Regions from separate parts of the Homo sapiens genome. Here region 1 is linked to region 2. The links are chromatin contacts, found by Hi-C or POLR2A ChIA-PET in ENCODE. All regions are on one chromosome and are shown on one strand. The core of a region is the stretch at or near the end of the contact, and the rest is flanking DNA. Distances in the headings are between cores, read along the strand shown. Region 1 overlaps DYM (dymeclin). Region 2 holds the start of DYM (dymeclin).

Region 1 (4,727 bases), core at 369-2,868, 300 kb after region 2:
CCTCCCCACTCCTTTTTTCTTACATAAATACTATTATTAATCTTGCTGTTAACACAGGCATGAAGAAAGAATCATTTACAAGTATATTTTAGAATAATTGACATGCTGTGGAACTATATATTTCCACAGAAGACAGAAAAGAAAACAGTTCCTTTAATATAATTGGTTTTTTGTTTGTTTTTCCAGTTTATTTTCTTTGCTGTCTAAAAAACACAACAAAGTTCTGGAACAAGCCACACAGTCCTTGAGAGGTTCGCTGAGTTCTAATGATGTTCCTCTACCAGATTATGTAAGTAGTTACCTTATTCATCAATAAAAAATTTTCCTTTCAGCCAGGCACAGTAACTCCTGCCTGTAATCCCAGCACTTTGGGAGGCCGAGGCAGATGGATCACTTGGTCGGGAGTTCAAGACCAGCCTGGCCAACATGGTGAAACCCCATCTCTACTAAAAATGCAAAAATTAGCCGGGTGTGGTGGTGCACACCTGTAGTCCCAGCTATTTGGGAGGCCGAGGCAGGAGAATCACTTGAATCCGGGAGGCAGAGGTTGCAGTGAGCTGAGATCATGCCCCTGCACTGTAGCCTGGGTGACACAGTAAGACTCTGCATCTCAAAAAAATAATAAATAAATAAATTATTTCATTGTAAAATTTATAATAGCATTACCCCTCTCTTCTCAAGATTTTACTGTGCTGAAAATCTTTGCTGCCCAAGAAACCTCTAATATGCAAATAGAAGAATGATGTCTCAAATCAAGGGAACAAGTTGTAAATGATTGTTAACAAGTGGTTGAAGAAAATCAACCTTAAACCAATAATTTGTACATAATTAAGAATCTTTATATCTGAGTTGAGAAACCCACTCAAGCTAATAACACAAAAACAAAAGCAGGGATGATTTTATAGGAAGTATGCAAAGATTCCTTATTGAACTTAAGGGGAGCAAGTACACCTGGATTTCCCAGAGATCTGGAACCTAAAATTGAAAAGCCATTGGGTCCTGTTTTGGGGGTCATTTCGTTTCTGGTCTCTGCTTCCTTTTGCTTCTGCTTTATTCTGCTGCTGCTTTCTACCATCCAGGTTTATCTGTTTGCTTACTTGGACCTAAAATAGCAACCCCAGCCCTTCCTCTTCTTCCCTCCAACCTTGTGAGTGCAGTGCCTTTAGCTGTCTTAAAGTCTTAAAGTCCTCATTCTCAATTCCTGAGAAAGAGAATCTAATTGGCTCTGCTCTCATCAGGGTGTGACTCCAGTCTTACCAGACATGGTCAGAAGAGAGCAGCAGTAACATGTGGCCTTTGTTCCATCCACCTTAATGACGAAGAGTTTATTACCAACTGCTACGGTTGAATGTGCCATCCAAAACTCATGTTGAAACTTAATCCCCAGTGTGGCAGTATTGAGAAGTGGGACCTTGAATAGGTGATTGGATCCCTTATAAATGGATTAATGAATTCATGGATCAATAGATTAGTGAGTTAATGGATTAATAGGTTAGCATAGGAGGGGAACTAGTAGCTTTATAAGAAGAGGAAGAGAGACTTGAGCTAGCATGTTAGCATGCACTGTGTGATACCCTGCATCATCTTGGGATGCCACAGAGAGTCACCACTAGCAAGAAGGTTCTCACCAGCTGCATCTCCTTGACCATGGCCTTCCCAGCCTCCATAACTGTATAAATTCCTTTTTCTTTATAAATTACCTAGTTTCAGGTATTCTGTTCTAACCGACAGAAAATGCACTAAGACATCACCTGACCTTAGAGGATGCTGATGGAATAGAATAGAAACAGCACAGGGGTGAGCATAATATAATAATAGGAAAGAGAATGTGTTATAAATTTTCTTAAAGTAGTGTGACTACCTGTGACATTTCTTATATTTTGGAATATGGCTTTGATGAAGATGCTAAAAATTATCTTGCCATTAACCACAGGAGAAGTTCATCAAGTTCTAATAAGGACAGCTCTAAATCTCCAGACAACAACATAGTGGATTGGTATTTAGAAACTTTATTAGAGAACTCTTTAGTTCTGAGTTTGCAGTGATGATGCATACCAGACAGCTGTAGAGTTGCCTTGCTTCTTTCCTGTGGTTTGTTTCATTTCTAAATGGTTGTCCTGATATGAGACTGTGGGAACAGTACCCAGTCCAGATATCAGTCAATGATAAACAAAGATAGCTGTGTGCAGCCACAGCCTGACTGGTGCTAGTTTTTTCTCGTGTGTGTGTGGGTATGTGATGTCACAATCTGTCATCCCCTTAAGGTATTAAGTTTATAATTCCAAAATGTATCTTTTAAGATTTTCCTGTTAAGTTGAATGTTCTAATTTTTTAATTAGCATAACAGCTCGCTTAATTCTACACTTGCCATACCTGTGATAAGAAAAATATATCTAGTAACTGTTTAGAAACCCTATCGGGGCCAGGGTGGCAATGGGGAGTTGGGTTTACCAAAAACTTGAATTTGGGTCATCTGCAAATGTTTTGTTATTTATAAGCAATTATTATTTGATTTATGTAGTATTCCTGTGCCATTTACTCCACAAAAATGTGTTGAATATGTATAGTTCTGAAGTTCTGATGTTGCCTTAGTAGCATTCTTCTTTAATCAGAGATCTATAAAATTAATATTTGAGGAAATAGGTCATATTTACTGGTATTTGCCAACCATGGAGGTAATTATGCCATGATAGGACAATTTGAATTTGTAACAGTCCTGTGAATTCTGCTACTGAAGTTTACAGATTTTAGAGTCACTGATTGAATATTTTCTTCTTGTATAAAATTTTCACTAAGTAAAAATGAATTTCTTAAAGCATCTGCTTCTAGAAATAGTGGGAAAATTCCATTTGGAATCTGTCATTGACAATCCTTTTTTTTTTTTTTCTTAACATTTATGTGTATGAGACTTTGTAAATCACAACATTTTCCAAATGGGTTTATGAACTTGAATTTTGCTGCCTTTTCTCAGATTTAATTGAAGAGAATGGTTAGCACTGATTCAGTAGGAGAGATGACTGTGAATCACTCCTGATAGAGACCTGAAAGGTGATTAAACAAACAGCAGTAACCTTAAAAATAAGCACCGTTGTATGTTCTTTCATGATACTTCAATGTTTTGTTGGTCATTCCCATTGCTCAAAACACTGTTGTATAAGTGATTTACACATTTGAAACCATTTTCTCTTTTACATTAGTCATTAACTGGGAAAATGAACATGTTCCTTCCTTTTCTTTCACAGAAGTTTTACTTAAGTACCTTTGCCAGTAACCACATAAAATTCTGTGTCCTGGACTAATGCTTTAAACCACTTGTTGGTAAAAGATGAAAAAGGAAAATGAGAAGGTCTTAATGCAGCAGTGGATTCCTAGATGTGTACTTTTTTTTTTTTTTTTTGAGACAGAGTCTCACGACGTGTACTTTCTACACCAAGACTGAATGTACTGTATTAGCAGAGTTTGAATAAGTACTTAAAAATAAGGACATGTTTTTCTTCTCACTGTAGTACATAGAGTACTTTCAGTCTACCTAGAGATTTCTAAGTTTATTAAGAAAATGTTTATCCTCATTATACTGTATAATTCACAAATCAGTTGAGTAACAACATAGAAAGCTAATCGCAAGTTCCAAAAACATTAGTATTAGTACTTTAGTGCAACTATGTTGGTCTGAACATCTCTAGGGAAACCTGAAACCTTCAACTGAGTTCCAGATAATGAGGAAACTGCCCTGGCTGTTTAAGGGGAAATAAAACAAAAATTGTACTCAAGCCTGTGGGGGGAGAGAATGCCACTACAGGGGCAGTAAGGGAGTTTAAGAAAGCAAATAAAGTTCCATTGACTTGGCTTTGCTTTGGTGTTTGTATGATCAGGATTACATACAATTTAATTCAGTGACTAACAGGGACAGGAGAGAATTGTTAAAGGAGAATCTTTCAACAGATTTTTTTTTAATAAAAATGAACTGAACTTTCAGAGAAGTTTGGTCATATATAACCAAATATGGAACCTGAATATAGAAAATGAAACAAAGATAATAAATCAGTTATGAATGCTTTTTAAGCTATAACCATATGAATATTTATAACCAATGAGGAATATTGTTACTGTACCATATAAGCTTTGTTTCCCTAGTTCCTAACAATTTAACTTTTATTCTAGTTGCAACCATAAGGAACCAAATTATATTGCCCTGTGGTCATCAAATAACTTTGAATCTTTCTGTAGGACTGACTCTACCACCTAACTCCAAAATGTAGAGATTGGGTCTCACTATATTGCCCAGGCTGCTCTTGAACTCCTGGCCTCAAGTGATTGTCCTGCCTTGTCTTCCCAAGGTGCTAGGATTACAGGCATGAGCCACTGTGCCCTACAGATAGCTTGCTTCTAAACTGTAACTTTCTAAAGAGTAAAAGCCATCCATATGAAATTTATTTTCATCAAGTCATGATCACTTATTATTATCATTCTATATGGAATTCTAAGATACCGTTAACTCTGGACTATATCACTGGCTGACCTTTTGACTTCATAGCTTTTATTAATAATCTTTTAGACCTTGTTTACAAACTTTTAAATCTGCTTTCAGACATTTAGTTTCTTCAGAAATGTATTATAGGATATTCTGATCTGATTTTCATATGACAAAATTTAAATTCAGAGATGTTTCTATTTTCCACCCCATCCTTTTTAGGTTGTTCTATTATTAAGATTCTGTGTGGTGTTTA
Region 2 (4,327 bases), core at 1,034-3,533:
TCAGTCTGGGGAAAGTAGACTGTGTGCCAGGCAATATTAAAAAATATTTTGAGTTAGGTTTTCATGCCTGAGTCTCTTTTTTTATTTTTTATTTTTTTGAGACAGAGTCTGGCTCTGTCACCCAGGCTGGAGTACAGGGGTATGATCTCGGCTCGTGGCAACCTCCACCGTCTGGGTTCAAGTGATTCTCCTGCATCAGCCTCCTGAGTAGTTGGGGCTACAGGCGCATGCCTGGCTAATTTTGTATTTTTCGTAGAGACGGGGTTTCGCCATGATGGGCAGGCTGGTCTCAAACTGCTGACCTCAGGTGATCTGCCTGCTTCGGCCTCCCAAAGTGTTGGGATCACAGGCATGAGTCACCACGCCCAGCCCTGAGTCTCTTTTTGCTGTAATTTTAAAATAAAATTGTACATGTACTTCATATTCCTTGCAGAAAAATTAGAAAACATAGGGAAAAACTAATTTTAACCACACAGGATCTCATTACCCAAAGTTGCAATATTGTTAATATTATTTGTCTTTTTTCCAACAGCACATATACATAGGTATTATAAATATTATAGTAAACATATATTACATATGTTATATTAATATATCATTTAATATATTAATATAAATATTATATTAAGTGGCAAAACCACAATTAGTTTTGCACCAACCTAATATAATTCACTTATGAAAATTTGATACTATATATGTTTCCACTCAGTGTATCATGAAAATGTTTTCAAATAAATATGCATCCATAGCATTCTTTACAATGACTGCATAGTAGTGTCTATGGCTTTTTAGTTAGGTAGTTTGGGGTTTTTTTTTTTTTTTGAGACAGTGTCTCGTTCTGTTGCCCAGGGTAGAGTGCAATGGTGAGATTATGGCTCCCTGAAGCCTCAACCTCCCGGGCTCAAGCGATTTTCCCACATCAGCCTCCCGAGTAGCCGGGACCGAGGGTGTGCCAACCACTCCCAGCTAATTTTTGTATTTTTTGTTGAGACAGTGTATCGCTATGTTGCTCAGGCTGGTCCTTCCGAACTCCTGGGCTCAAGTGATCCTCCCACCTTAGCCTCCCAAAGTATTGGGATTACAGGCATAAGCCACAGGGCCCAGTCTACTTTGGGTTTTAATATGTTTTCCTGTCATAATTCTGCAAGCTCAGTGAATTTACTGGCAGTCTATGCTAGAAAAGAATACCTAATATTTGTATAGTACTTTACAGAGTACACTGGCACATATTGACTATATAATGGGAATAACGGTGCTATCTGTTCCATAGGGTCATTTTGCGAAATAATAGTGCATGGCAAATAGAAAATAATCCATAATGTGAATTGTTATTACTACAGTCATGTCAACATTTCCTGTAATGGCAGAATCATCATCATGCATATATTTTAGGTGAGGAAACTGGCTGAGAGAGGTGAAGTAATTGCTCAAAGACGTCAGTGTGGAAACCTCAGCTCATTTGACTTCAAATTCCATAGTTTTGGCACTATCTCATATTGCTACTCTTTCCCGTGGGACCTGTCCTTTCCGACAACTTTGCAGGCAGGGCTAGCCCTGCCAGCTGCCTCCATCAAAAATTATTTTGCTATTTCTCAATTCTCCAGAATCCCACACAATATTGCTTGACTTTGGGATGGTTATTCAGCTGCAATTAACAGAGGCCTTAATAAGGTTAAGCCGCCAGAACGAGCGGTGTAGCATGAGCGAGGACTCTAGCACCTGGCAGGTGAGGTTGACTCTAGCACCCGGCAGGTGAGGTTTTTGCGCTTCTCTCTCTCTCTCTTTTTTTTTTTTTGAGAAGAGTCGAGCTCTGTCGCAAGGCTGGAGTGCAGTGGCCCGATCTCGACTCACTGCAATCTCCGCCTCTCGGGTTCAAACGATTCTCCTGCCTCAGACAGCTACTTTTTGACTCACTGCAATCTCCGCCTCTCGGGTTCAAACGATTATCCTGTCTCAAACAGCTACTTTTTGTATTTTTAGTGGAGACGGGGTTTCACCATGCTGGCCAGGATGGTCTCGATCTCCTGACCTCGTGATCCGTCCACCTCGGCCTCCTAAAGTGCTGGGATTACAGGCGTGAGCCACCGCGCACGGCTGTTTTTGCGCTTCTCGATTTCGCCACGTGGCTTTGCGGTAGCCCAGGAGGTACTAGGAGGGCGGAGGCACGAATAACACCCAAAGGACTACAGTTTCCAGAAGCCCGCGCGCGCCGCGTGCCACGTGACCACCTGGCTGGCGCGCGCGCCTGGGGGTCTGGTCCCTAGCCGCGTTCTCGGTCGCTTCCCTCTTCTCTCGCCGCCTCCTGGCCTCCGCACCGACGCGGCCCGGGCTGGAGCCGAGCCGGGGCCGAGCTGCAGGCCGGACCGGAGCCGGATCTGTACCCGCTGAGACGTGGAAACATGGAGGCCTGAGCCGGTGTGCGCCACCTGGGCTGCGGCGGCGACAGCGACTTCTCCTGACCCCTCTGCCACCCTCCCATCCGTCCGCGGGTCCGTGGAGCTGGAGCAGATCCCCCAGCCGGCTGAGACAGGTGGGCTGTAGCGCCGCCCCCCTCAGCGCGGCCGGGCCCGAAAGCCTGGCTGTCCCCGGCCTCCTGTCAGAGGGGGTCAGGGGCCACCCTCCGCAACCCGGCCAGCGCCCCGGGGCGGCGGCGAAGGGACCCTCCCTTCCCTGCCCGCGGGCGCCTGGGCCACCCGGAGGGGCTGTGCTGACAGCGGACGGACCTCTGTCCGAGTCCGCTGTTGGGAGTTGGGGGATACCGAAGGCCAAGTCGGTGCTTCCGGAGATGGGGCGGTGTTGGTCTGACAAATGGGCGTGTGATGGGCAGGGTGAGCAATAGCTGTTGGGTTTTTCTTTCTTCTTTTTACATTCATAGTTTATCGAGGTATAACTAACATATCAGAAAATTAACCCTTTAAAAGTACAACTCAGTGGTTTTTAGTATATTCACAGGGTTGAGCAGCCATCACCACCCTTAACTCCAGAGCATTTTTAATCACCGCCCCCCCCGCCCCAAAGAAGCTCGTACCCATTAGCAGTCACTCCTCCTTCTCTCCCCTACACTATTGATCTACTTTCAGTCGCCGTGGATTTGCCTGAGCAATTGTGTTTTGACTGAAAAGTGAAAGGGTGGGTGTTTGTGAACTGGGGGCAGTAGTGGGGTTTGAGGGTATTGGTGTGGTAAAGCTGATTGGATAAAGCTGTTCTCTACTGAACAGGGGTAGAGAAGTGATGGGATGATTGTAATCGGCCAGCAAAGCGGGTACCCAGGATAGACTGATTAGGGGGCACAGATGGAGTGAGTTCCTTGAAAGAGGAGAGGGGAAGTTGGAGAGAGGGGTGTGTAGAGCAAGGGTGATGTGCTGAAGGATGAAAACCTGGAGGGTGGAGGCCGTGGAGAGGAATGTAGCGTCCACCAGAGGAACTCAGGTGCTTAGGCTGATGAGTTGAGGGCTCAAGAGAAGAACGAGGTGGAAGGGAAGAGAATCTATAGGAATGGGTGAATGGTTGTTGCAGAGGATGAAATTTATGAATATATGGATTTCTGGAGTGATTATCCTGCTTTGAAGTTTTATTTTAGATAATCCTCTCAGCAACTTGGAGATAGACCGGACAAGTATGAATATTCCCATTCTGTAAATGAAGAACTAGTCTTTTAGAGGTTAGGTGTCTGCCTTAAGCTCATAAACTGAGTACATAGGGCAAAATGAGTTGGAATAATTGATGAAACTATCAGTCGCAAGTGGATTAAATGGCAGAGAACTGAGTTGGGGCAATGTTAATAGGAAGGAGATTCAGCTATTAAGAAGTCTGTGTTGTTACGACATATAGGTCAAGGAGTTTTTATGTTTTTGCACCTTTTAACCATAGAAAAGTTCACACAGTGAAATAATAAAGGGTACTCCCATGTACCCATTACCCAGCTTCAGCAGTTAACTCATGCCAATTTAATTTCATCTATGTCCCTATGCATTCCTATCCCCACTCACAATTATTTTAAAGCAAATCATAGACATTCAATTTCATCTGTAAATATTTCAATATATATCTGTAGAAGATTGAATTGCTTTTTTTTGTTGGTGGTGGTGGGAGGCAGAGTCTCGCTCTGTCATTCAGGCTGGAGTACAGTGGCGTGATCCCGGCTCACGGCAACGTCTGCCTCCTGGGTTCAAGCAATTCTCCTGCCTCAGCCTCCTGAGTAGCTGGGATTACAGGCACGTGCTACCATGCCTGGCTAATTTTTTGTATTTTTAGTAGAGACGGGGGTCTCATCATGTTGCTCAGGCTGGTCACGAACTCCTGAGTTCAGGCATTTCACCCACCTCAG

What was found. A loop is a pair of places that touch in the nucleus more often than their neighbours do. ChIA-PET counts read pairs that join two places held with the same protein, here RNA polymerase II (POLR2A). Pooled maps may share reads with other maps.
Region 1: a loop to region 2 is called in a map with no recorded cell type, with 16 times the contacts of the local background. The contact joins the enhancer-like site here to the promoter of DYM in region 2. A Hi-C loop is called at or near these places in 3 of 37 single-sample maps with no recorded cell type and 7 of 50 pooled maps. POLR2A ChIA-PET finds 5 or more read pairs at or near these places in 1 of 52 experiments (HEK293).

Annotation. Positions count from the first base shown.
Region 1 is chr18:49,159,247-49,163,973 of GRCh38, reverse strand. It overlaps DYM (dymeclin), which reads left to right. Exons shown (of 18, transcript NM_001353214.3): 15 at 187-289. Among named protein-coding and RNA genes, the nearest start is that of MIR4744, 110 kb to the right of the region's middle. RefSeq lists a silencer at 2,067-2,126. Within about 2 kb of position 1,618, at least 2 of the 41 ENCODE cell types and tissues checked have a DNase peak (open chromatin) inside an H3K27ac peak, as active enhancers do.
Region 2 is chr18:49,458,601-49,462,927 of GRCh38, reverse strand. DYM (dymeclin) reads left to right here and starts at 2,283. Exons shown (of 18, transcript NM_001353214.3): 1 at 2,283-2,530. RefSeq lists a silencer at 2,305-2,884.